Linked DNA regions of Homo sapiens: region 2 is linked to region 1. A link is a loop called in an ENCODE intact Hi-C map of the cell type or tissue named here. Cell type or tissue: HCT116. All regions are shown on one strand. Each heading gives the region's core, and the rest is flanking DNA. Links, peaks and the distances in the headings are about the cores only.

Evidence for each region. Peaks named below come from ENCODE experiments on the same cell type or tissue, not always from the same donor. Only the 100,000 strongest peaks of a DNase experiment are listed, where the experiment ranks them.
Region 2: it touches region 1 in a loop (5-fold over the local background); 5 of 110 quality-filtered maps call a loop at or near these places.

What each region holds. Positions count from the first base shown.
Region 1 is chr9:121,204,718-121,220,671 of GRCh38, reverse strand. It overlaps a transcript of GSN not described here. Among named protein-coding and RNA genes, the nearest start is that of RAB14, 11 kb to the right of the region's middle. RefSeq lists an enhancer at 12,689-12,788. In HCT116, for the core only: a CTCF peak has its summit at 7,281 (motif pointing left); a DNase peak (open chromatin) is centred at 7,271.
Region 2 is chr9:121,531,016-121,546,969 of GRCh38, reverse strand. All of the region lies in intron 1 of LOC107987016 (a long non-coding RNA gene), which reads left to right. Among named protein-coding and RNA genes, the nearest start is that of GGTA1, 39 kb to the right of the region's middle. RefSeq lists a silencer at 751-800. In HCT116, for the core only: a CTCF peak has its summit at 8,522 (motif pointing right); a DNase peak (open chromatin) is centred at 8,509.

The sequences.
Region 1 (15,954 bases), core at 3,858-11,857:
GAATAACTATCTCACTAGGTGGTTTAGTTACCTAATGTGTTTGTGTGAAACAGCTGAAATTAGCTGTGGTTCCACCACTGATTCTAGCCAAACCTTGGAAAATGCTTTGGACGGGACCTTGCTCTCCCACCCATTGGCTGAGTGACCGTGGCAAAGTTCCTCAACCTGTCTGAGCCTCTGATTCTTCACCTGCAAAATGGATGTGTTAACAGAACCTACCCCCTCGGCTTCTGGGGTACACAGTGACAGAAAGTATGGGAAGAGCTTCACCTACTGTGATCTCTGAGAGGTGAGAATAGTAAGAATACTAATGATGCAGATATCAGTGGGCTAGGGGAGTTCCCCAAATACCTGCAGGACCTCGGCCCCGGCTGGTGTCCAGGCTTTTGACGCCACTGCGGGAAGGAATTCAATGACAAATCAGAAAATAGTGAAAGTTTGGAGAGTTATTGCAAGACAAAAAGTACACACTCAAGAAAAGGCAGTGTGGGCCGGGTGCAGTGGCTCACGCCTGTAATCCCAGCACTTTGGGAGGCTGAGGTGGGCGGATCACCTGGGGTCAGGAGTTTGAGACCAGCCTGACCAACATGGAGAAACCCCATCTCTACTAAAAATACTAAAAATTAGCCAGGCGCAGTGGCGCATGCCTGTAATCCCAGCTACTCGGGAAGCTGAGGCAGGAGAATCACTTGAACCTGGGAGGCGGAGATTGCGGTGAGCTGAGATCGCGCCATTGCACTCCAGCCTGGGCAACAAAGAGCAAAACTTCGTCTCAAAAAAAAAAAAAGAAAAGAAAAAAGAAAGGGGAGTGTAGGTATACTTAAGAGAGAGACAGTCATGCAACCGGGTTTGCAGTTTCCATCTACATGAGTTTCTTTAACCAAGAGGGGGAATATTCATGAAGATTCCTGGAAAAATGTGAAGATTTCTCAGAAATCTGGTGCCACTCATTTTTACACCAAATATGGGTGTTCCAGGATCTGTCCTGGCACTGGTGGGTGTGTGATTGACTATGTTAATGAGCATATAATGAGGTCCTAGGTGAGACCTAAGTCAAATCCAGCGCCATGTTGGGTCTAGTTGGTCTTAGCCAGCTTGACCCACACCCTGGTTTTTCAGGGTCTTCTCAGCCCCTAGCTTCTGCAGCTGTTTAAACAGTTCCCTTTTGCTAGTCATATAAAACTGCTGCCTGGAATGTGCTGTTCTCCTGTGTCAACGCTGTATCATTCCTGTCTCAATGCTATCAGGAAGGCTTTGGTAAAAATCCCTTAACTTGGTGGTGTGCTGTGGCTCCCCTCTGTAATCCCACACCTTGGGAAGCCAAGGCAGGAGGATCACTTGAGCCTAGGAGTTCAAGACCAGCCTGGGCAACATGGTGAGACTAGTCTCTATTTAAAAAAAAAAAAAAAAAATCCCCTAACTTGAACCTTCTGGTATTTGGTGTGTTTTGGGGAACTGAGTCAGGAGACCGGGTAAAGAGAAGCAGCAAGCGCAGCAGCAGCAGACACAGAGCCCTGGCAGAACTGCCCGGCCAGAGGAGTTGGCCCCCACCAGGTGGATCTGTCCATCAAGGAAGCATCCTCAGGACTCTGAGAAACATCAAGGAAGTGAAACTGAATAAAGATATTGGACTTCAGGTGTCATGCAGGATGGATGCTTGGACAAAACTGGTAGGGTAACCTCCAAATACCAGATCATTTCAGGACCCTGGGAGATGAATATTATTGTCCTCCATTTTACATACAAGAAAAATGAAACTTGTGAAAGTTGCCAGTACCAAAATGGAGTCACTTAGGCTAAACTCTCACAAAATGGAGAGGGGAGGCCATGAAGGAAGGGTCCTCATGCATGTATGCCTACAACAGAAACTATCCAAGAAATTCCACATAAGCCACCTGGCTTGCACAGGGACATTTGTCCAACAGTGGCTGTCTCCACCAATAAGCTAATGCCAACTCCTGCAACAAGCTCCTGTAACCAATGGTCTTTTTTTCAAATTAGCTTACATGTACGTTTCCTCCTTTCTTTATTTTTTTTGAGACAGAGACTCACTCTGTTACCTAGGCTGGAGTGCAGTGGTGCGTTATCGGCTTACTGCAACCTCCGCCTCCCGAGTTCAAGTGATTCTCGTGACTCAGCCTCCTGAGTAGCTGCAATTATGGGTACACGTCATGATGCCTGGTTCATTTTTGTATTTTTAGTAGTTACAGGGTTTTGCCATATTGGCCAGGCTGGTCTTGAACCCCTGACCTCCAGTGATCCACCTGCCTCAGCCTCCCAAAGCACTGGGATTACAGGCATGAGCCACCGAGCCTGGCCTCTCGTCCTTTCTCTTAAAAGCTTCCTCTTGCCCCATCCCCTTTGGTGCACCTGTGGTCCACCACAGCATGTGCACCCAAAATCGCAATTCCCTGTTATTCTCAAATAAACTCTTTGTTTTGGAGAACTGGTCTCTCTGCTGTTTATTTCAGGTTGACAGACCTAAAATATAATACAATATTAAATGACTGCCAGACAATTCATAGCAGACCTATACTCCATGACCACCCTTCTTAAGAGCTCAACAAATGTTCTGAACATGCTTAGTCATAGCTAAACTGTGAGTCAGGGCATGAGGTAGACTGGACACATACATAAAAAGAATGAATAAGATCAGGATATGCAAAACAATATGGACAATTTGATCGTACTTATGTAAAAGAGAAAACACACACCAAAGTTATATCTTTATGTATGTACCCTTATATACGCAAAAGCTTGAAACAGACCTGGTAGCAGTATTAACGGTTGGGTAGAAAAGAGCAGAGAAAGGAGGGCTTGTTTTGTTTGAGGTTATAATAATAATAATAATAATAATAATAATAATAATAATACATTTCTATATTATTTGAAATATTTAAAAATTTAATTAAATTTAAAAAATTTAAAGAAATGGCTGTTGTGGGCTGAATTGTGCCACTCAGCCACATCCCAATTGAATTGAAGTCCTAACCCCCAGTACCTCAGAATGTGACTGTATTTAGAGACAGGGTCTTTAATGAGGTAATTAAATTAAAATGAGGTCACTAGGGTGGGCCCTAATCCAATATGAATGGTATCTTTATAAGAAAAGGAGATTAGGGGCCTATTGGAGGGTTTAGGTTGGGAGGAGGGAGTGGCTCAGGAAAAAGAACTAATGGGTACTAGGCTTAATACCTGGGTGACAAAATAATCTGTACAACAAACCCCCAGGACAGAAGTTTGCTTCTGTAACAAATCTGCACAGGTACTCCTGAACTTAAAATAAAAGTTATTTTTTTTTTTTTTGAGACGGAGTTTTGCCCTGTTGCCCAGGCTGGAGTGCAATGGTGCGATCTTGGCTCACTGCAATCTCCGCCTCCCAGGTTCAAATGATTCTCCTGCCTCAGCCTCCTGAGTAGCTGGGATTACAGGTGCCCACCACCACACCCAGCTAATTTTTTTTTGTATTTTTAGTAGAAACAGGGTTTCACCATGTTGGCCAGGCTGGTCTCGTGATCCACCCTGACCTTGTGATCCACCCGCCTTGGCCTCACAAAGTGCTGGGATTATAGGCGTGAGCCAATGTGCCCAGCCAAAGTTGAATTTTAAAAAAGAAATCTCCTTAAGTTAGAAAAATACTTTAAAAATCTAAATAAAGTGGAAGACAAAACCCAGAACTAAAAAAAGAAGAGGAAATTAGGATGCAGACACAAACAGAGGGAAGACCATGTGAAGACACAGGAAGAAGACAGTCATCCACAAGCCAAGGAAGAAACCAACCCTCAGAAGAATGCAACGCTTGGACATCTTGATCTTGGACTTGTAGCCTCCAGAATAAAATAATTTTCTGTTGTTTAAGCCACTGAGCCTGTACTATTTGTTACGGCAGTCCTAGCAAACTAATACAATGACCAAGGTAAAATTCCTGTCTTCCAGGAACTCCTAGCCTAGTGGGAGAAGTGGGTAATAGAATAATCTCACTATAATACCAAGAAAACAGGGAGAAGTCCTGCAAAATACAGAAGCAAGGTACTACGGAACCTGGGGGTAGGAGGATATTACAAGGCCTGGCAGGCATCACAGAGGAAGTGGCTTTTGAGCTGGGCCATGAAGGATAAGAAACAGAGAAAAGCAGGCAGGTAGGAGAGTTAGGGACTGTTTCTGGGGGAAATATAGCAAGCAAAGTCTTGGCCAGTGAATGTCTGTCCTGTGTCAGATTAAAGCAGCAATGTTTTCCCTGAGTACAGGCTTCAGGAAGTGGTGGAGACGTAGCTGGAGGTAGTTGTTGGCAGTTTCATTTGTCAGCTGTTCTTGATAGCTGTTGGCCATCATGGAGGGTTACTAAGCATGGGAGTGACATAGTTGGATTTGCTTTGTAGAATGATCACTCTGATGGTCCATGAGGCAGGAGTTGAAAAGTGATGGGCCGGGTGCAGTGGCTCACGTCTGTAATTCCAGAACTTTGGGAGGCTGAGGCAGGTGGATCACCTGAAGTCAGGAGTTTGAGACCAGTCTGGCCAACATGGCAAAAACCCGTCTCTACTAAAAATACAAAAATTAGCCAGGCCTGCTGGCAAGCCCAGCTACTTGGGAGGCTTAAGCAGGAGAATCGTTAGAACCCGGGAGGCAGAGGCTACAGTGAGCTGAAAAAAATAATAAATAAATAAATAAATAAGAAAAGTGATGGCCTAAGAGCCTTTCAGTCCACAGAAATGTTTTGTTTCACTCACCCAGCTATTTTTTTCAAAATTAATTAACTATTCTAACAGTTAATAAATTACAAACAATTATAGGTATAATTATAATTTATATGATACTTGAAATATATGGCTTGTAATATAATTTCTAATCATAAACATTATAATTAATTTTCCAATAAATTAACATAACCATGTTAATTCTATTGGTTGATTTACATGTACATTATAAATATTAGTAAATTGGAGAGCTCTTAAAATCTTCAGGTTTTTTTTTTTTTGAAACAGAGTCTTACTCTGTCACTCAGGCTGGAGTGCAGTGGCGCGATCTTGGCTCACTGCAACCTCTGCCTCCTGAGTTCAAGCAATTCTTCTGCCTCAGCCTCTCAAGTAGCTGGGATTATAGGCACTCGCCGCCACACCTGGCTAATTTTGGTATTTTTAGTAGAGATGGGGTTTTACCATGTTGGCCAGGCTGGTCTCGAACTCCTGACCTCAGGTGATCCACCCACCTCGGCCTCCCAAAGTGCTGGGATTATAAGTGTGAGCCACCAATCCGGCCAATTTTCAGGTGTTTTAGAGATCTTTTAACCAATGTTACGGGTTGAATTGTGTCGCCCCACAAAAAGAAAAAAAAATGATATGTTGAAATTCTAACCCCTGGTACCTTTGAATCTGATCTTTTTTGGAAATGAGGTCTTTGCAAATGCAACTTAGATGGAAATTAAGATGGGTCATATATGAGTGTGGGGGGGGGGGTCCTTAATTCAATATGACTGGTGCCCTTAGAAGAAGAGGAGAAGAGATACAAACACAGGGAGAAGACAGCCATATGACAATGACAGGTACAGCCTGGAGTGATGCAGCCAGAATCCAAGAACAACAAGGATTGCCGGCTACCACCAGAAGTTGGGCAAGGGCAAGGAAGGATTTACTCAGTCTCAGAGGGAGCACAGCTGTGCTGACACCTTGATTTTGGACTTCCAGCCTCCAGAACTGTGAGAGAACACATTTTTGTTATTGCAAGCCACCCAGTTCATGGTACTTTTATTATAGCAGCCCTAGGAAGCTCATACAACAAGGAGCCTATATTCCGACCTAACCAGTGGCTGCAGCCCAGTAAGGTACTTCCAGGAGGTACATCTCCAGCCAGATGGCATCGCTCATCCATCTAAGGCATAGATGCTACAACAGAGGTCCAGAAGAGAAAAGATAAGAACTTAACTAATGCAGTAGCTCCTGGGGTCTCAAACTGGGTTAGCTCGTGAGACCTTGGACAAGAGCTCCGTAGGAATATGACATAGGATAACTCAGGAGAAATGATGTGTTCCTGGGAATGCTATCTGCTAAGTCTTTGGAATTGGTAGGAATGCAGGCTTATCCCTCTTTGTTCTTAGAAACAGTCATTCCTTACTTCATGAAAGAGGATAAACTAGTATTTATTATTAATATATTTTGTACACTACCATGAACCAGGCCTTGTTTTGTGGGTTTTATTATATATGTTGTGCCATGTAATCCTCCCACAATGCTTTGAAAATTCTCCACTTTATAGACAAGAACACTGAGACTCAGAAAGATTATGGAACCTAGATTTTAAAATGTAGAACTAACATCTACCCTTTGGTTTCTGGCTTATGGAAGAAGAAGAAAAGGAAGAAGAGGAAGAAGAAGAGGAAGAGGAAGAAGGAGGAGGAGAGAAAGAGAGAAAAAGAAGGAAAGAGAGAGAAGGAAGGAGAAAGAAGGAAGAAAGAAGAAGAGGAAGGAAGGAAGGAAGGAAGGAAAGAAAGGAGGAGGAGAGAAGGGAGAAAAAAAGAACTAGCATTTTCTCAATGCCTTCTAGGTGCCTGAGCTGGCATTTTAGGCATGCACTCGTTGAATCTTCACGAAACCCTGTGAGGTAGGTGCTTTTATGATCCCCATAGTATGCCCTGCACCATTCAGATAAGGAGACTGAGACTGAACAGGTCAAGTAATTGCTGAAGCTGGATGAGGGATACAGCAGTCTGTGCTTTTGTCTGGATCTAAAGTCCTTGCTCTAAAAGAAGGTACGAGCTCGTCGGTTGAAAGGGCTTTTAATCTTTTCATTCATTCATTCATTGATGAATGCTCTTTATCGTTTTATGGATTTTGGAAAGAAGGCAGCTGGGTGTAGCTGAGAGGACCCCAGCCCATGTGCTGAGAGACTTGGGCTCTGGTCTAGCCTGAGCCTCAGTGTCCCCATCCATGACATGTGGGGGCTCTAAGGGCTGATCTCAAAGGCCCCTTCTTGTGCCAAGAGTCTATGATTTTGTGATTCCCCAGCCTTGGGAAGAAGTCACCAATTAATATTAATACAACAGCTCACAATGCTAATTTGCCAAGATCTCAGCTGACGGCAGAGTCAGGATTTTAATCCAAGCCCACCTGACTGCAAACTTCTTCACTTTCTTCTGGCTTGGAAAAACAGAGGAACTAACAAAGAGACTGAGGAAACAATGCTGCCAAACCAGGTGTGCCTGAGCAACACAAATGGGAGCAGTAGCCACAGGCTGGGAGTTCTGGCAGTCAAGAGGGCCTGGCATGGGCCTGCTGCGCCCTCTGGTGGAGCACGCCTGATTCGGCTCCTCTGGATTTGTCGTTTTGATACCAGAATAGACGAAGGGATACAGGAAGCCGGAAGTGGTTTTCCCCATAGTTTTTGGAAGCCAGTGACCCCAGCTATTGTCCTAAAATGTAGACTGCTTGGAGCCATTTGTCACTCCTCCGTGAAGCCCAGCTGCCCTGGGTTTATTTATTGATGAGACTAATTATATTTTGTTTCTGATTTTATAACTTGTAGATACTTAGGCCGGGTATCGAGCAGTGAACCCACCAGAAATGGTACCTTTCCCACTCAGCTCAGGGTGAGGAAAGGCAGACATTAAACCTGTAAAATTCAAAATAAATATATGGGCAGGAAGAAATTCTCCTTCCTTCACGCTGCCTTTTCTCCTTAGCTTTCCCTCCAATCTCTGGACGGGAAAAAGATCTTTGTCAAGAGCAAGAGCCAGGTGCAGTGGCTCATGCCTGTGATCCCAGCACTTTGGGAGGCCGAGGTGGGTGGATTACTTGAGGTCAGAAGTTTGAGACCAGCCTGGCCAACATGGCGAAACCCCTACTCTACTAAAAAAAATATACAAAAATTAGCCAGGCGTGGTGGTGCGCACCTGTAGTCCCAGCTGCTCGGGAGTCTGAGGCAGGAGAATTGCTTGAATCAGGGAGTAGGAGGTTGCAGTGAGTAGAGATCACACCACTGCACTCCATCCTGGGCAACAGAGCAAGACTCCATCTCAGAAAAAAAAAAAAAAGGCCAAGGAGTGAGACCAAAAGACTTTCAAACATAAAAAATGCTTTAAAATTATGTCTAGCTTAATTTGTCGCAGATACCATGCTCTGGGGATTCTAAAATAATTTCTAATCTGTACTGAAGCAATGCCCAGAGTCAACCTTGAAGGCTGTATTGTAAGCCTCCTCCAGGAGGGCACTGACTCCCTGGCAGGGAGAGAAGAGGGTGGGAAATGATAGAGGGCTACGGTGAAGTGGGATTTTACACACATTTATAACCTTCACGACAATCCAATAAACTAGGGACCACCATACCTATTTTACAGATGAGGAAACTGAGGCCCAGAGAGATTAAGATGCTTGCCCAAGTCTCAGAGCTAATAAACTGCAGAGTTGGAATTTAAATCTTGGAGAAACAACTGATAAGGATTAGAGAGTCTGGTTTCCAGTGTGAGCTCTGAAAACGCTTGCTTGTATAGCTGCTGGGATATCTGTTTTGTTATGTTTTTTTATCGCATTATGAGGGCTCAGTTAAAAGGCATCCATAGTCTCTTCCCCATCGGCCCATATAAGGGACTCTACAGAAAAACGGGAAGGTGGTCACTGAAGGGCTTCAGTGGACAGGAGGAGACAGGAGCCCAGGTTTGAGCTCAATCATTAGTCATTGATGAATGAATGCATGGTTAACCCAGCGGCCTCTCCTTAATCTCACAGCTTCACCAGTAAGCAAATACAGAGTATCAGAGCCCTCAGAGATTCCCTTATCCAGCTGTTTTTAAAGTTTTTGAACAGAAGTCCAATTCATAAAGCCCTTCAAAAAATATATTTTTTTGCTATGGGTTTTTTCTTTTGGTGGGGAGGTGGTTATTGGGAGAGAACGGAAGAGGAGATAGAGCCCCATCTACTTGAACTGCCCTGCAAGACTGTGGTCCTTTGGTCTGAAAAATAAAATTGAACTGAAAAGATCAACTAACCTCTCTACATTCCAGATAGGAAAATTGAGGCCCAGAGAGGGGAAGCTACCCAGCCAAGGTCACACCGCTGGTTTCAGCTAAGTCCTAACCTCAAGCTCTCATTCCCAGTTCAGTGCTTTATCCACCTTACCCCTATCCCAGCCAGATCCCCAATTAATTATTAATAGCAACTTTTACACCTGGAAGTATTTATAAGCAGTATCAGCTACTAAAATGCCATCACCTACTTACATAGTGGCTAAAGGATCTGTTGTGTGAGCCAAATTGCTCAAAGTTTCAAGGCATTTTAAGACTTGTGGGTTTTTTCAGCTTTGTTTGTTTGTTTGTTTTTGCTGTCATATGCTTTTTTATGTGGTAAAATATAGATAATATAAAATTTACCATTTTAGCCACTTTTAAGTGTACTATTTAATAGCACTAAGTACATTCACATTGTTGTATAACCGCCACCACTATCCATCTTCAGAACTTTTTCATCATCCCAAACTGAAACTGTACTCATTAAATAATACCTCCCCATTCCTCTACCCCCAGGGGAACCACCTTCCAATTTTCTGTGTCTCTGTATTTGACTATTCTATGTACTTCATATAAGTGGAATCCTATACTATTTGTCTCTTTGTGACGGGCTAAATTCACTTAGCATAATGGTTCATCCTTGTTGTCGCATGTGTCAGAATTTCCTTCCTTTTTCAGGCTGAATAACATCCCATTATTATCAACAATATCCCCAAATGTGGCATGTATCACATTTTGTCATCCATTCATTCCTCAATGGACACTCAGTTGTTTCCACATCTGTGAGTGGAGTTAATAACATTACTTACCTTGTGGTATAATTGCAAAGACTGAATGAGGTAAAGCGGTTTACACAGTGCCTGGTTATGGGCTAAAAATTCGGCAAGTCATTCCTGTGGGCAGAGAAGGGGTGAAATGTTTTATAATGTGTTCTTATCCCTTCCAATGCACTCATACTGGTATTGAAACCCTCTCATGCAAGTGTGGTAGTTTACAGTTGCCAAACCACATGCATGTCGGTGATCCCACGTGCATTCCTAGCCCTTCTCTGTAAGGTTCACAGGACGGGTGCTGGTATCTCCATTTCACAGAGGATAAACTGAGGCAAAGAGAAGGCCCCAGATCAGCCAGATATTAGCAGCTCTCAGTGGCTGTCTCTCTGGCTCTTGGGGAGTCCACTGTGGTAGACTGGGTTACATTCAGCTATATTCACCTCCCCAAAGGAGAATTATGCACCCCAACTCTATCAATATGAGGCTATAAGACTTGCTCTGGCTAAGAAAATTTGAGCATAAGTGATGTGTGCTACTTTGGAGCAGAAGCTTGAAGACTTAGCACGTCACTCACCAGGTCTCTTTTCCCTCCGCCGTGACATCTGACAACGTTCCAGAGAGAGAAACGGAGAGACACAGACAGGCAGCGTGCTCCGTCAGCCTGAGTCCTAAAGTGAAGATGGTGTGGAACAGGGAAGTAGTTGACACATTATGGACATAGAGAGTGGGCAAGAAGCACACCTTTGTGATAAGGTTTAAATCCGCTGAGATTTTGGAGTCATTTCTTACACAGTAAAACCTAGCCTCTCCTAACTAATATATCTATAAAGGCAATATCCTTTCCTGAGAGTAGGGATTTATTATATCACCTCTAGATGAATCTTGACTGGTCTATTGTGCATGTATGCGTGCGTGTATGTGTGTTCATGGCACAAAGAATATGAGAAAGTGAAGGCCTAGCCCAAATTGTTCCAGATACTATGCAGAGAGGCCTGTTTCTCATTCTTCATCTCTTCTCTCCAATTATTTGTATTACTCTAAAGAAAACTTTCTGATTTCTGTTGAATTCTATGATAGCAGATAAAGGTTTTCTTCTTTCCTAACTTACTTGGGGAAACTGCTTTCAGGAGCTATGTATTGGCTCTTGGAAATAATTCTAGCAGCTTCTGTTTCCTGAGTGTTTATTCCCTACCAGGCACTATGCTAAGAGCTTCTCATGCTCTGCTTCATTTTCTCTTAATAATTCACATAGGTATTAAATGCTGCTGTTTCCTGATTTTTGAGACAAGGAAATGAAGAATTAGAGACCTTAAGGAACTTTCCAAAGCCACACAGCTACTAAGAAGCAAGGCTGGGACTGAAATCCAATTACAGTGTTGGATGATTTCTGACTTGTCAGTTTGGGTCCCTCATGTATTTGTAGGCACTATTATGCTTGCTTCCACTGGTATTTCTTCCCCCCTCCCCACCCCCCGCTGCTAATTCCAAGCCCCACTCTTTGCTCACCATGGATGGTAGAAGGGAATCTCCTTTCCTTAGTCCTGGTTTCAGTGAGGAAGGATTTTTTTCTGAGCACATTCTTGGTTCCTCTCCGTGCTTTATCCATTCCTGGAAGGATGAAGGATTGTACATTTGAGAATACCTGGTCATGCCCAACTCAGCACTTCTTCTGATAGGGAGGGAGCTGCTCCTCAGCCCTGCTCCCTTCAGCAGGAGGCCTGCCCTAGTCTTTGCAGCCCACTTCTGGGGTTCACTATTAGTGGCACCCTTCAGCTACCAACCCTAAAAGTTTCTTCTCCAACCTGGCAATATCACTAATAAAGAAAATATTCTGGCCTTCCTCTGCATCTTTTTGTTGATATCTCAACTTGTTCAGAAGTCAGACGAGGCAAAGGAATGCTATTTATTCAGAGTCCTGCATAGAGCCCCAAATGGGCATCCTAAGGGAACTGCACTGGTGGGAAAGATTTCATGGTCCACTGATGGTCCCTGTCCTCACCTTGGTGGCCTCAGGGTTTAACATCAGCCTCCCTGGACCTTCAAGGTGCTCTAACACCTGCCCCCCTTTTAGGCAATGAAGGATGGTATGGCAAAAATAGCTGGTTGTTTCTCAGTATCCATTCTTTTCTTCCCTCATTAGTAATAATCCTCCCCAGAACAAAGACTAAATTTCTCTGCATCCCTTTCAGCTAGGTGTGACCATGTGACCTACCAATGGGATGTCAGCAAAAGCAATAGGTACAACTTCTGGGTCATACACTTAACAGGAAGGCATGTGCTATCTACTTCTTTTTCTCCCCTCTCCTGGTGTTAGCTGGAGTAAGTATTTTGAGCCATGATATAGAAGCATGATTTGGGGGTGGCAGTGCCATAACCAAGGAGGAACTTACATCTTGCTGCCTTCAAGCTGCTATATCACCTCTGTACTACTTACCCAGACTTCCATGTGCGGGAAGAATACATTTCTATCTTGTGAAAGCCACTATCATTCTTTAGTCTCTTGTTTGCAGCATCTGAACCCATGTATTCTAAGCAGGTACTCAAGAAGTGCTTTCCAACTGGGGAAGGGGTTCAGGGCTCTGGCAGGAACCTAAGTGTGTGCCTGATTCACATGGATGAGGGAATCAGTGAATAAAGGTAGGAGAGAAGAGAAGGACCAGGCATTTGTTGAATGCGTGGAATATTCTAGATACTGTACCACATACTTTCAGTTACACTTTCCCAGTTAATCTGAACAACAATTCCGTGTGTGTATGGGTGAGGGGAAAATCTATTATCTGATTTTATAGTTGAGGCTCAGAGAAGTTAAGTGATTTGGGCCAGGCACAGTGGCTTATGCCTGTAATCCCAGCACTTTGGGAGGCCAAGGTGGGTGGATCCCTTGAGCTCAAGAGTTCAAGACCAATCTGGACAACATCAAGAAACTCTGTCTCTACAAAAAATACACACACACACACACACACACACACACACACACACATATTAGCCAGATGTGGTGGTACGTACCTGTAGTCTCAGCTACCTGGGGGGCTGAGGTGGGAGGAGTGCTTGAGCCCAGGAGGTGGAGGCTTCAGTGAGCTGATATCGTGCCATTGCACTCCAGCCTGTGTGACCAAGTGAGACAGGAAGAAAAAAAAAAAAGAGAGAAGTTAAGTGATTTGTCTAAGGTCACAGGAAATGAAACTGAAGTCAGTTTGAGTCTCAAAACCATATACTTTCCTCCATAGCATACCATTTACTCATTAACTCCCTCCACCAAATACAGTACTATATTCTACAATACAAAAAATCCTGCCCCTGTTGGGAGATGACCTTCCATGGGTCTCATGTTTCTGTACATTTTGTGAGCATAGGCACTGACTGCCCTTTGTCCTAGACTGTCTTTTCAAGGATGTTTGTAGGGCAGGCTTGGAGGATAGAGATAGTGTTTCCCTCTACAGCAAAAATAGATATAATTACTTCCCATTATAAAATATGTGATTTCCCTAAGCTCAGGGTTCTTCTGTAATACAATCCACTGTGTGTGCTGGTACCCCTTCATATCACTGCCCATGGGTCTTTGGCACAAAGAGAACTGATGCACATATGCTGATGCTCATGCTGCTTGCTGTGCTGTGAATAATACAGACCTCTGTCTTTGACTCAGAAGTCTCACATCTTCTGCCTGTATCCATGAAACTGGCAGGCTGGCTTGTTAGCTTGCAAGTAGAGTAAAATCTCAGTTCTCAACAGCACCTTCATCATCACTTTAATTCAGTTGTGTTACATCACACATGCTTTTAACTCGCATTATTTCAACTAAATGTACAAAGTCAGAAAAAGCAATAAAGAAATAATTTAGATATCAATCTCCCTTCCCTTTTTCTGAATAAGTGCATGCCTTGGAGTGAGCATGCAATGAAAGAGTTAAATGTTTTCTCAGTAGGTCTCAGTTTCCATGTGGATCTCACGGTGTGGTCATTATGCCCCACTGAGTGTGAATCTAAAGTTGAAAGATGTTTACCAAGCATGGTGGCACATGCCTGTGGTCCCAGGCTGAGGTGGGAGGGTGGCCTGCGCCTGGGAGGTGGAGGTTGCAGTGAGCCAAGATCACTGCACTCCAGCCTGGGTGACAGAGCCAGACTTAGTCTCGAAACAAACAAACAAACAAACAAAGTTCAAAGATGCATTCTTTTTTTTTTTTCATGTAACATGGCCTCTTAAGTCGAAACCACCAACTTCTGGTCGTCAGCCAAAGGAATGCTTCAATGACAATAAATGAGTCTCCGGTAGGGTGCTTTCCTGGGAAAATTTCAAGCTTGCTTTTTACCTCATTAATGTCATGCCCTCATAAGCTGTGACACGAGAGGATATTTTTTGGGAGGGGGTGGTATAAGGTGTATGGGGAGATGAAAGGGCACTATTTCAATGGACACACAATTTCTTTTACAATTGAATACAGAATGTACTTATTGTTACATTTATGCATCACCTTTTTTTAGTGTGATAAGTTGAATCTAATCCTTTTTCATACCCAGAGACGAATGAGTCTCATGCCCTTGATTTTGATTTCTTTGTCAACCTACTAAATTTTGAAGTATATTAATTGCTGTTTCTGTTTTGGTTAATGTCGACAGCCATACCACCATGACCGCACCTGATCTCAACTTTTTTTGGTTAAACTAGCTTTTTTGACCATTTCTTTTTAATTAAATTATGTATCACTGGAAGTTAATCAACTACATTAAAATATATTCGTTTTTTAAATTAGGTAGAACACACATGTGGTAATAAAATTTAGAGTACAAATTGTATTAGTTCTTCTAAATCTTCAATACTGCTTCAGGAATTGGGACACCAGTATTTTAAAGTCTGAGTGTGGCTCGGTGGCAACTCCAAAACCACTAAACAAAAAAGATTCAAGCATAGGGGTAGGGGGGAATCTCCAATTCAAGATAAGCCTATGAACCAAAATTCACAAGCATAAGAGGAAAATGAACAAATAAAATTAAGCCTATAATGAGGAGATGAATTAATTTTGTTTAAATAAACACAACAGAGAGATCTGAAAATGACTTTAATTGTTTAGGCTCTGGGAAGAGATGAAGGATAAAATAACATCTACTTTTTACAAAACAATTTATAAAAATACAAGCAGAAATGAAGCCAGAGCAGGTGACAAACAACCTGCACACCTGGAGGATTCCAGGCATCTTCCCAGGAACAGGTGACCCCTCACACATTTGCTATATCTTCCAGCAGATGGTTAGCTTGTGTCATTATGCCACACTCCTCTCTGATGGACACTTCTTTGCCGTACTCCAATCTGGGACTAGAAAGTCAAGGTGGGAGGAAGGGATAAGGGGAAGCAACTTCAGCCCCTCTTCATCTAAGGTTCTCCCCACACCATCCAAAGCCCCTCCAGTGCTGTCTCTCTCCATCTGTGTTCTCCTTTGTGCAGGAAGCAATAGGGCAGAGCAGATCAGTGCTGCCCAAACAGATAGATATCCAGGGAGTTGTCAGTCCCATCTTCCTGCAGGCACACCCAATCCTCACTGGTGATTCTTTTGGAGCCCCTCTCCTTTGGTTCTAGATGAGGACACAGTCTCCATGAGGGGACAGAAAGAAGGCGTCTCTTTCCATGACATTACAATTTCCCTAAAGGCTGACTTCCCTCCCATGTCTCCAATCTTTCTTTCCACAGATTACTGGTGATGGTGTGTCTGTGGGGATGGGGTTGGAAATGGGGAATAGGTGAGGGAGTAGTGGAGTGGAGGTAGAAGTTGGTCAAGAGCTGACTTCTTCAACAACTGCTCTTCAAATTCCCTGCTAGAAGGTAGCTGGCCCCAGCCACTGGCAGTTTTTTCAGTGTAGAATGTGAGCTCCTTGTGGGCTTTTTATTTTCAAGTTTGGGCTTCAGCAACAGATCCAGGACAATAGGAAGAGATGTATACATGGAATAAACCCCTCTCAATGTCTAGTTACATAAACATACATGTCTTCTTTGCCCTCCTCTTATAGTTTAACAAATGTTGGCATACTATTTAGTTTTCTGCACCTTGCTTTTTTCCCTCCAAGTATTTCCTAGACATTGTTCCATATCAGGACATATACATGGGCCTCATTCTTTTTGATGGCTGCATAGTATTTCACAATATAGATGTACTATAATTTACTATTACAGCTTTCTAGTGATAGACATTTAGT
Region 2 (15,954 bases), core at 5,062-13,061, 330 kb before region 1:
GAGGATGCTTGTTGAATGAATGAATGAGGGAATAAGTTAATGACCACATGAACAGCCACTTCTTCAGAAGGGTTTGGGACACAGGCAGGTCTTCCTCGTTCAACCCAAAAAAACAAATTGTCATCGGAGCTGGCGGGTCCTTTAGAGATGAATCCAGAGGCCAGGTGCGGTGGCTCAAGCTTGTAATAGCACTTTGGGAGGCCGAGGCGGGTGGATCACCTGATGTCAGGAATTCGAGACCAGCCTGGCCAACATACTGAAACCCCGTCTCTACTAAAAATACAAAAATTAGCCAGTCATGGTGGCAGGCGCCTGTAATCCCAGCTACTCGGGAGGCTGAAGGAGGAGAATCACTTGAACCCAGGAGGCAGAGGTTGCAGTGAGCCGAGATCGCGCCACTGCACTGCAGCCTGGGCGACAGAGTGAAACTCCGTCTCAAAAAACAAAACAACAACAAAAAAAAGAGAGATGAATCCAGGATCCAGCAGCATGGACCTTACCTGGGAGCTCATTAGAAATGCGGCTTCCCAGGCCCCACCCCAGATCCACTGCATCAGAATCTGCCTTTAAAAAGATTCCCAGGTGACTCACATGCTCTTAAAAGGTGAGCAGCTCTGCTCCCAAGGGCTCCACCTCCCATTTTATAGACAAGGGAACTGAGGCCTGCGGAGGGCCGGGGCCTGGCGAGGCCTGGGCAGGAGCAGGACGTCAAACTGGGCGGCCTCCCAGCGGCTCCGGTCCCCGCCCCGCGGGTCCTCCTGCTTCCCGCCCCGCCTGGCCTGTCCAGACCTTCCCAGCGGCCTCCTGAGGTCTTTGCAAGGAGCTCGCACTCCCCCTGGCGGGCATAGGGAGGGACGGCCTGGGCTGAGCTGGCCGAGGACGGGGAAGAGATGTGGCCTTAGGGACCGGGCGGGGGTGGAGAGGGCCAGCAGGGAGCCAGGGTGTGAGAGGTGGCCAGGTTAGCGCCCCTGCTTTGGAGAGGCTGCCTGAGCTCATCTTGGCTACTCACCACGCGCCACCTGTGGAGTCCGGAGCCTCTGCTCGCCTCCTGCCAGGGGAAAGAATAAGAATGGAGCCCACCTCACTCGCTCCTCGTGAGGATCCCATGAGGATGCGCCGACGTGAGGGGCCAGCGGGGTGGAAAGCCTCCCGCCTGCAGAACACCCGGAGCGCCTCCGCCTCCATCCCAGGTGTGGGCGAAGCCGGCCTGGGCCCAGCCCAGCGCTGCGCCTCAGCCCCTCGCCTCCCACCCATGGAAGAGGGGGTTTCCAGAGCCCCCAGCGGCCCTCCCCTCGCACTGGGGGTCGCAGGCCCACGGAGAAGGCTGTAGAAACGCCCACTCCTCGGCGGTGGTTGGGGGGACGGTGCCCAGTCCCTGAGGCCCTGGGATCCCAGAGCCTGGATTCCGGAATGGGATGACTCTGGGGGGCAGGAAGTGTCGGAAAAAGCACGTGCTCTGGAGTCAGACAGACCAGGTTCAAGTCTGGCTCAGCCACAGACAGGCCAGTGATCTCGTGGCTCCTGCCTCAGTTTCCTCGCTTGTGAGGGACCTTCCAGGACTGTTGTGACACTTATGTGAGGGCTGTTGAGCACCCTGCACATAGTAGGCCCTATGGTCATGGTCACTGTTGTAACTCACAGCGTACAGTAGGGACCAGAGGATGGGGTCAGTCGGGTGGTCAGCGGAAGATGCCCCCTCACACCAGGGCACTGTCACGCCCAAGTACAGGGGCGGGGTCTCTGAGTCCTTTCTGGGCAAAGTTGTGATATCAGGGCAAAGGAGGGTGGGGGAAGGGACCGGTAAACGAATTGGAGCATGTTTTTTTTTTTTTTTTTTTGAGACGGAGTCTTGCTCTGTTGCTCAGGCTGGAGTGCAGTGTGCCATTTCGATTCACTGCAACCTCCGCCTCAGTTCAAGCAATTTTCCTGCCTCAGCCTCCCAAGTAGCTGGGATTACAGGCACCTGCCAACATGCTCGGCTAATTTTTGTATTTTTAGTAGAGACAAGGTTTTGTCATGTTGGCCAGGCTGGTCTCAAACTCCTGGCCTCAAGTGATCCGCTGGCCTCAGCTTCCCAGTGCTGGGATTATAGGCGTGAGCCACCACACCTGGCCTTTTTTTTTTTTTTTTAACAGGCTCTTGCTCTGTCCCCCACACTGGAGTGTAGCAGCTCACTGCAGCCTCAAACTCCTGGGATCATATCATCCTCCCACCTCAGCCTCCCCAGTAGTAGGGACTACAGGTATGCACCACCATTCTCAGATAATTTTTACAAAAATTTTTGTAGAGACAGGGTGTCCCCATGTTGCCCAGGCTGGTCTCTAACTGGCCTCAAGTGATCCTCCTGCCTCAGCCTCCAAAGTAAATGGGATCACAGGCAGGTGCACCTGGCTGAGGAACACAGGCTTGAGCTGGGCAGATTGAAAGCCTGATGTCCCCCTGCTCTCACCACTGGGCTGCTTTCCAAAGTGCTAGCTTTGAGGTCAGTGGCCACCAACCTTCCCAGGTGGGGTCTTACCCTGAAGCCATTCTGCTTCTGCTTCACCCACAGGCCTTTCAAAGGGATGCCCCACCACGTGACCCTAGGCCCCCTACCAGGGGTCAGCCCCTGCCCCAAGGACACCCTTGCAGGTCTGTTAGTGACCTGAGTGGCTTGGCTAGGAAAAATGAGCTGAACCAAACCAATATCCTGCTGAGTTGTGGAACTGGGAAACCAAGAGAGTTGAGCAGCAGGCCAGGTGACCAAGCACTCCGCCTTGCCCAGGACTTTCCTGATTTTTAAACTGAAAGTTTATCTTTCTAATAAACTCATATATATATATATATATATGTATACACACACACACACACACACACACACACACACACACACACGTATCCTACTAGTTCTGTCTTTCTGGAGAACCCTGACGAATTTATATGTCTGTGTGTGTGTGTGTGTGTGTGTGTGTGTGTGTGTGTGTGTGTGTGTTTGTGTATATATATATTAAAGATGAGAGACTGGCCGGGCACAGTGGCTTATGCCTGTAATCCCAGCACTTTGGGAGGCCAAGGCAGGGTGATCACTTGAGGTCAGGAGTTCGAGACCAGCCTGGCCAACATGGTGAAACCCTGTCTCTACCAAAAATATAAAAAATTAGCCGGGTGTGGTGGCGGGCACCTGTAGTCTCGGCTACTCAGGAGGCTGAGGCAGGAGAATTTCTTGAACCCAGGAGGCAGAAGCTGCAGTGAGCCGAGATCACACCACTGCACTCCAGCCTGGGTGACAGAACAAGACCCTGTCCCAAAAAAACAGGGCCAGGTGCAGTGGCTTACACCTGTAATCTCAGCACTTTGGGAGGCCAAGGCGAGCGGATCACAAGGTCAGGAGTTTGAGACCAGCCTGGCCAACATGGTGAAACCCTGTCTCTACTAAAAATACAAAATTAGCCAGGCATGGTGGTGTGTTTGTGCCTATAGTCCCAGCTGTTTGGGAGGCTGAGGCAGGAGAATTGCTTGAACCCGTGAGGCAATGGTTGCAGTGAGCCGAGATTGCGCCACTGCACTCCAGCATGGTCAACAGAGCAAGACTCCATCTCAAAAAAAAAAGAGAGAAAAGCATATAAATTTATTTCAGATGAGTTTTATGTAAGTTCTATGTAATACAGGAGCTTTCATAAAGAAATGAAGACGCAAAGAAGCCATTAAACCTGACTGTTTTTATGCTAGGTTTTTTATTTTTTGTTTTTGGGACAGAGTCTTGCTCTGTTGTCTGCTGGAGTGCAGTAGCGCACTCATGGTTCACCACAGCCTTGAATTTCTGGGCTCAAGTGATCCTCCCACCTCAGCCTCCTGAGTGGCTGGGACTACAGGTGCGTGCCACCACACTCAGCTAATTTTTGTGTTTTTGTAGAGATGGGGGTCTCACTGTGTTGCCCAGGCTGGTTTTATGGTAGGTTCGACAAAGCAGAAAGTCACGGAAGAATGGGATAGACAAAGAGCTGAGTGTAATCAGCTAGGGGAAATTTACTGAGGCCTGTTCATTCAGATTCCTCTTGACATCCTTTCATCTTCAGAGTTTAGGAGGCTCCTTTCCTCTGGGTAGAGAGAGGGCACCTCTCACAAGTGGGTTTTATGACCTGACAGGGGAAGGTCAGAAAGTCTTTCCTGAACATGCCATTTCTCAAATTCCTTCAGCTTGAAATAGTCAATATGCCCAGATGGGCCTGGCGCAGTGGCTTACGCCTGTGATCCCAGCACTTTGGGAGCCCGAGGCAGGTGGATCACAAGGTCAGGAGTTTGAGACCAATCTAGGCAATATGGTGAAACCCCGTTTCTACTAAAAATACAAAAAATTAGCTGGGCATGGTGGCGGCCACCTGTAATTCCAGCTTCTCGGGAGGCTGAGGCAGGAGAATCACTTGAACTGGGGAGGCGGAGGTTGCAATGAGCCAAGATCATGCCATTGCACTCCAGCCTGGGTGACAAAGCGAGACTCCTTCTCAAAAAAAAAAAAAAAAAAAGCCAAGATGCCGTATCGGGGGTATCCTGCCCTGAGCCCTGTCAACATTAGCACATCGTGTTTATCCATTCATCTGTTGGTGACCTTGAGTTATTTCCACCTTCTCGCTGTTGTAACTAATGCTGCTATGAATGATGGTGTGCAGACATCTGTTTGAGTCCCTGCTTTCAATTATTTTGGGTCTATAGCCAAGAGTGGAATTGCTGGATCATATGGTAATTCTATGTTTAACTTTTTGAGGAGCCGCCAGACTGTTTTCCACAGCAGCTTCTGCTAAGTGTTCTTAATGCCTTATCTCATGAAGCTCTGGCAGCCACCACCCACGAGGGTGGCCCTGTCCTGGCCCACTTCACAGGGGAGGACAATGAGATTCAGATGGATGAAGTGAAGTGTCCCAAGTCCCTCAGCTAAGAAACACAGAGCCAAGATTCAAACCCAGATGGACTGATTCCATGAGCTTGTGTCACCTGGCCCTGGGGTGGCTTGGGTCTCCATATTGGCAGACTAGGGACTAGGAGGGGAAATAGAAGGGCCACCAAAGAAAGGAGAGGAAAGGCACAGGAGAGAAGCAGAATGCCATAGCCCTGCAGGGCCCACCTCAGCCCCCCACCAGCTCCCTGGCTCTGGGAGCCCAGCGGTATTGGGCTTCCTGGATAGAAAGGATGGATCTGTCTCTGCCTATCAGCCTCTCTTCTGGATGTCCATTTTCCCTAAGGAACTCCTAAAACCTTAGTCTAGGGGATTGAGTTGCCTAGAAGTGGGTGGAGACACAGACCTAGGCAATCAGTGTAATTCTTTCCCCCTGGCTGTGGTGATTGGTTCAGAGAAGGGCCGGGTACCTCATCTGGCTCAGTGAGACTTGTGTCTGGCTGGGACCATGGTTAGAACTGATAAGAAGAGAAAAACTGCTCACTGGCAGCTGAGAGGGTGGGATTGAGCCAGAGGTTGAATGAGCAGGGAGGAGGCAGATGAGGGAAGCAAGATGGAGTGCTGGATCCAGCAGTACCTGAAGCCAGATAAGCCAATACCTCCTCCTCTTCCTTCTTTTGCTCGAGGTTAGCTTGGGATTTTTGCCATTTGCATCCCAAGGCACCCTGATTTGGAGATTTGGGGGTGTTGAGAGAATCTCTGCTCCCTGGCTGCCCTACCTGTGCTCGTGCCATCCACTTCCCCTTCTGTGAGCTGGTCAGAGCAGTCCTGTTCATTTCAACCACCTCAGCCAAACCAAAACAGAGGGACCTCACCACAGCCTGGAAGGAACCAAGAGCCTGAGACAGTGACTCGGTGGTTATGGGGCTGAGACCCTCACCGGAGCCTGGTACAGTGTCCTGATAGCAGGACCACCCAGGCAGGGTGACAGAGGCCTCCATTCCAGGGAGGAGCCCTGGAGCTAGTGATGCTGGAAGGCAGATGAATGAGACTGTACCTTTCCAGACAGCTCGGGGCTTAAGAGAAAGACTCAGTTCCCAGGCTTCCACAGGGACCACAAACTCAAAGTACTCACAGAGTCCCATAAATCAAAAAATCAAGTCCTCTGAAGGGGAACCAACCCTCTTGATAGTTTTTTGTGTATGGGGGGGTTTTGTTTGTTTTTTAGACAGGATCTCACTCTGTCACCCAGGCTGGAGTGCAGTGGTATGATCATGGCTTACTGCAGCCTTAACCTCCCGGGCTGAAGCAATCCTCCCACCTCAGCCTCCCAATTAGCTGGGAATACAGGTGTGTGTCACCACGCCTGCTAATTATAATTGTTGTTTTTGTAGAGATAGGGTCTGTATCTTGATAGTCTAAACACCTCCAGGGGAAAGGCTAGGCCAGCAGAGAGTGGGCCATGCAGCCCACATGGTCTTGGCCTCCTTGGAAGCGGTGTACTGTCTTTGGATTGGCGTGATGGGAAGGCTGTCACCGAGGGCATTCTTCACCCTCCGCTCTGTCATCTTCCCCTGGAACCCTCCATTGGGCCCAGGGGCACCTTATTCCTATCTCAGTACCAGCGTCCTGCTTCTCCTAAGCAATTGGTTTGTCATCCTTCCTAGACTTTGGACATTGTGTAAGTGGCCACATTTCCCTTTTCACACCACTTGCTAGGAAGCTTAAAGTCAATGTGTGGCAAAAGTATAGTGATGAGGGAATACAGCCCCTCATAGCAAAAGAACATCATGCCACATGGCCCAAAAGTTACAAGCTCAACCAATAGAAATATCCTTCATGTTTCACTCCTTCAGAATCATATTCCCTTTGTCTTCCAAAAGAATACTTTCTTTTCAAATGTGTATCTGAATCTTTTTTCACACAAATACTTTATTTTGTTTACTGAAACTCTCTCTGTTTGTTTTGTTTTGTGTTTTGAGACAAGCTCTCACTCCGTTGCCCAGGCTGGAATGCAGTGGCCTGGTCACAGGTCACTGCAGCCTTGACTTCCCAGGTTCAAGTGATCCTCCCGCCTCAGCCTCCCAAGTCGCTGGGACTACAGGCACACACCATTGCACCCAGCTAACTTTTTAAATTTTTGTAGAGACAAGGTCTCACTATGTTGCCCAGGCTGGTCTCAAATTCCTGGGCTCAGGTGATCCTCCTGCCTCAGCCTCCCAAAGTGCTGGGATTATCGGCATGAGCCACTGCGCCTGGCCTCTCCTTGTTTTCAAGATGCATATCTGAATTATTTTTCAAATCTGTGTTACAAGGGTCTCCCTCCCCTGTACATCTCAACATGAGCTCCAGAAGGAGGTGGTGAGTGTATGTATGTGTGTGCGTGTGTGTGTGTGAAATCATTTATAAAGAGAACGTGTAAAACTGATAGGCTGAGAACGAACATGAGTTGTCACCCAGCCATGGCTGGTGGATGTTCCCCGCATTCCTTTGTGCCCAAGTAGACCATAAAAGCCATCTTCAAAATTACCTGAGTTGGCCAGGATTACAGGTGGCTCACACCTATAATCCCAGCTCTTTGGGAGGCTGGGGTGGGAGGACAGCTTGAGGCCAGGAATTTGAGACCAGCCTGGGCAACACAGTGAGACCCTTCTCTTTATAAAATAAAATTAAGAAGTTAGAAAAAAAAAATCCTGGCCGGGCATGGTGGCTCATGCCTGTAATCCCAGCACTTTGGGAGGTCGAGGTGGGTGGATCACCTGAGGTCAGGAGTTCGAGACCAGCCTGGCCAACACGGTGAAACCCCGTCTCTACTAAAAATACAAAAATTAGCTGGGCGTGGTGGTGTGCACCTGTAATCCCAGCTACTCGGGAGGCTGAGGCAGGAGAATCGCTTGAACCTGGGAGGTGGAGGTTGCAGTGAGCAGAGATCAGGCCACTGCACTCCAGCCGGGGTGACAGAGTGAGACTCCATCTCAAAAAAAAAAAAAAAAAATCCTGAGTCTGTGGTCTGTTTCCCCCACAGTAGATCCTTATGTTCTGCACTTTAGCTTTGTTCCTGGATCCTCTGTGCTCCCACCCTTGTGCTACTTTCTTGTTTTCCCCCTACTCTTTTTTTCTGCTCTGGTTGTGTATCACGCATCCTTGGAAGCTGCCTGAGGTCCTCTCTGCAGCAAGGCAGGGAGCAAACCAACCAATCAACCAACCAATCAGACAATGTACAACTGGATTGCTGGGCCCTCTGGCCTGGGTCAGAGAGGCTGAAGCCACGACCGGGTCCTCGTCTTTTTTTCCTTTATTCTTTTTTTTGAGACAGAGTCTTGCTCTGTCACCCAAGCTGGAGTGCAATGGCACAATCTTGGCTCACTGCAAACTCCGCTTCCCGGGTTCAAGTGATTCTCCTTCCTCAGCCTGCCGAATAGCTGGGATTATAGGCATGTGCCATCATGCCTGGCTAATTTTTGCATTTTTTGTAGAGACAGGGTTTCACCATGTTGGCCAGGCTGGTCTCAAACTCCCGACCTCAGGTGATCCGCTCCCCTCGGCCTGCCAAAGTTCTGGGATTACAGATGTGAGCCACTGTGCCTGGCCAGGTCCTCATCTTTCTAGTACCAGCCAGAAGGTGGCATTAGAGCAGCTCCCAAATGTCATGCAAGTGTCAGAGCCAGGGCAACCTCAGGTATGGATGGGATAGTGGTTGCAGATGGGCCTTGAGGACTATAGAGGGAGGCGAGCAGGGCAGAAGAGAGCTGAGGAACAGCAGCAGTCTGCAGGCTGACACCATCCTCAGGCCTCCGGGGCAAATTAATGTCAGACAGGCCTTCTAGGTCAATGTCAGGAGCGAGAGAGAGAAAAGATGGAATGTGCTCAGTGCCGGACATGGAGGTGCTCAGGAAATGTTGGAACTCTCCTTCCCCATGTTTTCCTGGAGGATTGGATGGCTTTGCCCTTTAAAAGGCCAGTATCAGGCCAGGTGTGGTGGCTCACAACTGTAATCCCAGCACTTTGGGAGGCCGAGGCGGGCGGATCACCCGAGGTCAGGAGTTTGAGACTACCCTGACTAACATGGAGAAACCCTGTCTCTACTAAAAATACAAAATTAGCTGGACATGGTGGCGCATGCCTGTAATCCCAGCTACTCAGGAGGCTGAGGCAGGAGAATTGCTTGAACCCGGGAGGCGGAGGTTGCAGTGAGCCGAGATGGCACCATTGCACTCCAGCCTGGGCAACAAGAGCGAAACTCCATCTCAAAAAAAATGAGATAAAATAAAATAAAAGCCAGTGCCTGGAGCCCAACCCAGGTCCGGTCCATGCTGTTACCACCATATTTCTCCCTTGGCATCGTGAGCCCACCCTCTGCAGGACCGACCCCTGAGAGACAAGGCCAGTCCTTTTCTCTTGCAGCTGCTTGTTCTGTGGTGAGATTCAGTGGGTGGGAAGAGATGGTAGGAATAGCTGCAGCTTGTCCCACTTTTCATTGCCCTTCTTGTTTTTCTTCTCCCAGAAGAGGAAGTCAGTGGGAGGGGCTCTTTGCCGGGAGCCCAATTTGTCCCCAGCAGTGAGCCTCCGTAGAAAGAACAGCAGACAGAACCTGAAAACCTTATTTTGTATCTGCTGGTGTGGTTGAAAGCTTGGACTTGGCCAAATGTGGTGGCTAATGCCTGTAAGCCCAGCACTTTGGGAAGCCAAGGAGGAAGGATCGCTTGAGCCAAGAACAGACTGTGCAACATGGGGAGATCTCGACTTGACAAAACAAACATTTTTTTTTTTTGGCCGAGTGCAGTGGCTCATGCCTGGAATCCCAGCACTTTGGGATGCCAAGGTGGGAGGATCACCTGAGGTGGGGAGTTCAAGACCAGCCTGGGCAGCATGATGAAACCTCGTCTCTACTAAAAATTCAAAAATTAGTTGGGCGTGGTGGCAGGCGCCTGTAATCCCAGCTACTCGGGAAGCTGAGGCAGGAGAATCGCTTGAACCCAGGAGACAGAGGTTGCAGTGAGCCGAGATTGTGCCATTGCACTCCAGCCTGGACAACAGAGTGAGACTCCACCAAAAAAAAAAAAATTCTTCTATCTTTTGGCCAGGCGAGGTAGCTTACGCCTATAATCCCAGCACTTTGGGAGGCTGAGGTGGGCGGATCACAAGGTCATGAGTTCGAGACCAGCCTGGCCAACATAGTAAAACCCTGTCTCTACTGAAAATACAAAAATTAGCTGGGCATGGTGGCGCGTGCCTGTAGTTCCAGCTACTTGGGAGGCTGTGGCAGGAGAATTGCTTGAACCTGGGAGGTGGACTGAGATCTTGCCACTGCACTGCAGCCTGGGCAACAGAGCAAGACTCCATCTCAAAAAAAAAAAAATTTTTTTTTAATTAGCCAGGCGTGGTGGTCCATGCTTGTAGTGCCAGCTACTTGGGGGACTGAGGTGGGAGGATCGCTTGGGCCCGGGAGGTCCTGGCTGCAGTGAACCATGATCACACCACTGCACTCCAGCCTGGCAACAGAGTGAGACTCTCTCAAAGAAAATTTTTTAAAAAGAGAAAAGGAAACATGGTAGTTAACCACTAAGGAGGTAAGGGAGGACTTGAAGGAATTTAAAAATAACAAAGTAAAGGCTGGGTGCAGTGACTCACACCTGTAATCCCAGCACTTTGGGATGCTGAGGTGGGAGGATCACTTGAGGTCAGGAGTTCGAGACCAGCCTGGCCAACATGGTGAAATGCTGTCTCTGCTAAAAAAAAAAAAAAAAAAATTAGCCGGGCGTGGTGGCAGATGCCTGTGATCCAAGCTACTTGGGAGGCTGAGGCATGAGAATAACTTGTACCTGGGAGGCAGAGGTTGCAGTGAGCTGAGATCACGCCATTCCACTCCAGCCTAGGAGACAGAGCAAAACTGTCTCAAAAACAAACAAAAAAAAGTAGATAACAGCTGCTATTTCTAGGGATGAGGGTGAGGGTAAATATTCAAGGAAATACATCTTTCCTGTGGTACTTTACTTCTATTTGAAACAGGGGCTCTCTCCGTTGTCAAGGCTGGAGTGCAGTGGCACAATCACAGCTCACTGCAGCCTCAACTTCCAAGGCTCAAGCGATCCTCCCACCTCAGCCTCCCAAGTAGCTGGGATCACAGGCTCACGCCACTATGCCTGGCTCATTGTTTTAATTTTTAGTAGAGATGAGGTCTTGCTGTGTTACCCTGGCTGGTCTTGAACTCCTGGACTCAAGCAATCCTCCTGCCTCAGCCTCCCAAAGTGCTAGGATTCTGTAATCCTAGGTGTGAGCCACTGCACCTGGCTGTCCTATGGTGCTTTTAAAATTTTCTCGTTGCCTTTGGTTTCTGACTATCTTATTCTGATGTACTCTAATGTAGCTCGTTTGTCTATATTTTGTTTTGGGTTTGCTGAGCTTATTGAATTTATAGTATGATGTCTTTTGTTAGATTCAGAAAAGTTTTGGTCTTTATCTCTTAACATATTGCTTCTTCCTAATTTTCTCTTTCTCAAACCATATTTATATTATGTTAGATCTTTCATGTGTGTTGTATTTATGTCTTATGCTCTTTTATGTTTTATTTTTACTTTTTTTTTCTATGCTTCAGTTTGGATAGTTTTAATCACACCCATCTTTCAGTATGCTAGTCCTGGCTTTACTTGTTTCCAATCTTCTGTGAAACCCATCTATGGAGTGCTTATTTTCTTTCTCTCCTCTTTTTTTTTTGTTTTGTTTTGAGACAGAGTCTCACTCTGTCGCCCAGGCTGGAGTGCAATGGCACAATCTTGGCTCACTGCAACCTCCCAGGTTCAAGTGGTTCTTCCGCCTTAGCCTCCCAAGTAGCTGGCATTACAGGCACCCGCCACCACGCCTGGCTAATTTTTGTATTTTTGTAGAGACAAGGTTTCACCATGTTGGCCAGGCTGGTCTTGAACTCCCGACCTCAGGTGATCCATCCACCGCGGCCTCCCAAAGTGCTGGGATTACAGGCATGAGCCACCACGCCTGGCCTTGGATGCTTATTTTCAGCATGTAATTTTTTAGTTTTAGAATATTCATTTGATTCTTTCTTTCTTTTTTTTTTTTTTTTTTTTTGAGACAGAGTCTCGTTCTGTCACCCAGGCTGGAGTGCGATGACACGATCTTGACTCACTACAATCTCTCCCTCCCTGGTTCAAGTGATTCTCCTGCCTCAGCCTCCTGAGTAGCTGGAATTACAGGCGACCGCCACCATGCCTGACTAATTTTTGTGGGTTCTTTTTGATACAGACAGGTTTTCGCCATGTTGGCCAGACTGGTCTCCAACTAACTCCTGACCTCAAGTGATCCGCCCACTTCAGCCTCTCAAAGTGCTGGGATTATAGGCATGAGCCACCACGCCCAGCCTCATTTGATTCTTTTTAGAAATTCTAGTTGTCTAAAACAAACAAACAAACAAAAACCAAACAAGGAAAAAAGAAATTCTAGTTGTCTCTTAAAAAACACTAACGTGAAAGGAACTTTAAAAAGGTGATTGGAAGCTCGATTCTCACAGTTGGGTTTCACTGAAAGGTGATTGAAGTGTGTGCAGAGCTCTCATCATACCATCAGCAGAAAGCATATTCTTTGGGACTTAGCAGCTTAAAAAGAAAAGTCCTCCAATCTCAGGCTGGGCACAGTGGCTCATGCCTGTAATCCCAGCACTTTGGGAGACCAAGGTGGGCAGATTACCTGAGGTTGGGAGTTCGAGACCACCCTGACCAACATGGAGAAACCCCGTCTCTTCTAAAAATACAAAATTAGCTGGGTGTGGTGGTGCATGCCTGTAATCCCAGCCACTCAGGAGGCTGAAGCAGGAGAATCGCTTGAACCCAGGAGGCGAAGATTGCGGTGAGCCGAGATCGCGCCATTGCACTCCAGCCTGGGCAACAAGAGTGAAACTCTGTCTCAAAAAGAAAAAAGAAAGAAAGAAAGAAAAGTCCTCCAATCTCTTGCTTGGGGTAGGGCATGGAGGAGACACCCCGGGCTGTTGGCATTCTGGGAGCAGGTGAAGGAAAAAAGTCTGGAATCCTGCCATTCAGAATGCGTATCCCTAATCCCCGTTTGCAGTCTTGTTCTCTGCTGTGCCTGGTCTGAACAAGTCTGGGGCCTTTTGAGTTCAATTCCTCCAGGAAGAAAATGCTGTTTTTAGGCCTGTGGGTTTAGTCATCTGGCTGCATGGGATAGGGAGAAGGCTTGGGAGACAACTCCTCCATGTTCAGACTTCCAGCTGCACCCTGTTCCCTCCAAGACTTGGACCTCTCGGGGATGTTTCAGGACAAATTGGCCTTGGTGTCTCCTCCATGGGCACTTTGGGTCATAACCACTGGTGACCTTGGTACTTCTCTGTTAGCATGCCATCTTCCAAAGGTTGGTTGGAATCTTTACTTGGCAGATGCCTCCTCTCCCAGCTTCTTTGTCATCATAGGTCAGCTTAGATTATTCCTTTACTGTCAGGTTAGTGGTGTCTGAGGAGGGAAAGCAGATGCATGCCTATGGCCAATCCACCATGTTTAAGCGGCTCATGACCAGAGTAGATTTGCCTCCACTCCCCGCTCACCCTTCTAATCTGGCCTCTGCCCTCACCACTCCGCTGAAACTTCCCTTATCAGGTCCCCAGTAGCTGGATCCAATAGACTATGTTTTTTCTCCGTATTATTTGATATCTTGGTAGCACTTGACACCGTCAAACTCACTCTCCTTCTTTCAGTGCTCTCCTGTTTTATCTGCCGGGGGAATATTTTGTCCCAAAGACCCCTCCTGCCTTTCTCCTACCTCTTTGGTCTCTGTCTCTGCTTCCAGTGTGCTGGCTTCTCTTCCTTCTGCTTCTTCGAAACCATGACTATTCTCAGGGGTCTGTTCTGGTTCCCTTCCTTTCTCACCCTGCACCCTCTCCCTGAGTGTGTTCATCCATTCCCATGGTTTCAATTTCACTCCAAAGGCTGATCTTTTCCAAATGTCAACCTCCAGCTCTGACCTCTCACCTGAATTCCAGACCTACATCTCCAGCTGTCCCCAGACATCTCTTCTTGGATGGCCTCAGGCTGTTCAGATCCACACGACGGAAGCTAGACCCTGCTTCTCCTTCCTCCCAAACCTGCCTCTCCTCCTGTACTTCTAGCTCAGAAGTGGTCACCACCAGCCAGGAGCAGTGGCTTACACCTGTAATCCCAGCACTTTGGGAGGCCAAGGTGGGCGGATCGCTTGAGGTCAGGAGTTCGAGACCAGCCCAGCCAACACGGTGAAACCCCGTCTCTACTAAAAATACAAAAAACTTCGGCGGGCATTGTGGTACATACTTGTAATCCCAGCTACTCGAAAGGCTGAGGCAGGAGAATTGTTTGAACTCAGGAGACAGAGATTGCAGTGAGCCAAGATTGTGCTACTGCACTCCAGCCTGGGTGACAGAGCAAGACTCCATCTCAAAAAAAAAAAGTAAAAGAAAAAAGAGGCCGGGTGTGGTGGCTCACACCTGTAATCCCAGCACTTTGGGAGGCTGAGATGGGCGGAGCACAAGGTCAGGAGATCGAGACCATCCTAGCTAACATGGTGAAACCCTGTCTCTACTAAAAAAAAAATACAAAAAATTAGCCAGGCCTGGTGGCAGGTGCCTGTAGTCCCAGCTACTTGGGAGGCTGAGGCAGGAGAATGGCATGAACCCAGGAGGCAGAGCTTGCAGTGAGCTGAGATCGCGCCACTGCACTCCAGCCTGGGCGACAGAGCGAGACTCCATCTCAAAAAAAAAAAAAAAAAAAAAGGAAAAAAAGAAAAAAAAGAAAATAGTTATCACCATTTGTCTAGTGGCCCAGAAACTTGGATGTCAAACTTGACTGCCCATTTTCTATTTCCACACCCAATTAATTGCCAAGACTCACTGCCTTTACCTTTTTTTTTTTTTTTTTTTTTGAGACAGAGTCTTGCTCTGTCGCCCAGGCTGGCGTGCAGTGGTGCAATCTCGGCTCACTGCAACCTCTGCCTCCCAGGTTCAAGCAATTCTCCTGCCTCAGCCTCCCAAGTAGCTGGGATTACAGGTGCCCAGCACCACGCCCAGCTAATTTTTGTATTTTTCGTAGAGAATGGGTTTTCAACTTGTTGACCAAGCTGGTCTCAAACTCCCGACCTCAGGTGATCCACCCACTCAGCCTCCCAAAGTGCTAGGATTACAGGTGTGAGCCACCGCGCCCGGCCTGCCTTTACCTCTTTAATAAATCCCGACCAGTCCACCCACTCTTCCTCCACACAGCCTGTCTCTCAGCCCAGCCTCAGTCTCCCAGCTGGTCTCCCCCGCTTGGGTCCTGCCCCTCAGTCCTGCTGCTGACCATCTGCTCAGACGCAAATCTCATCCTGTCACCTCCCTTCTGAAAGCCACTGGGGCCAAATGCAGTGGCTCACACCTGTAATCCCAGCACTTTGGGAGGCTGAGGTGGGTGAAGCACCTGAGGTCAGGAGTTTGAGACCAGCCTGGCCAACATGATGAAACCCTATCTCTACTAAAAGTACAAAAATTAGCCAGGGATGGTGGCAGGTGCTTGTAATCCTAGCTACTCGGGGGGCTGAGGCAGCAGAATCTCTTGAACCCCGAGGTAGAGGTTGCAGGGAGCAGAGATCATGCCACTGCACTCCAGCCTGGGCAACAGAGTGAGACTCAGTCTCAAAAAAACAAACAAATAAATAAATAATAATAAAAAGTAAAATAAAAAGCCTCTGATGACTTCCACTACCTAGGAATTTGGTCCAAATTGGCCCTAGGCTGGAGTTGTCAGATTCAGCAAATAAAGATAGAGGATGTCCACTTAAATTTGAATTTCAGATAAATACGAAATCCTTTTTTTTTTTTTTTTTTTTTTTTTAGTATGAGTACGTCCCATGCAGTATTTGGCATCGGGGCCTCCCACTCCCTGCACTCTTTCCATATCTCCAAACTTATTACTTGCCACATTGTTTTCCACATGTAAAATTTGGGACAGACTGGACTACATGAAACTCCCTAGGCTGGGCACGTTAGCTCACGCCTGTAATCCCAGCACTTGGGGGCTGAGGCAGAAGGATTGCTTGAGCCCAGGAGTTCGAGACCAGAC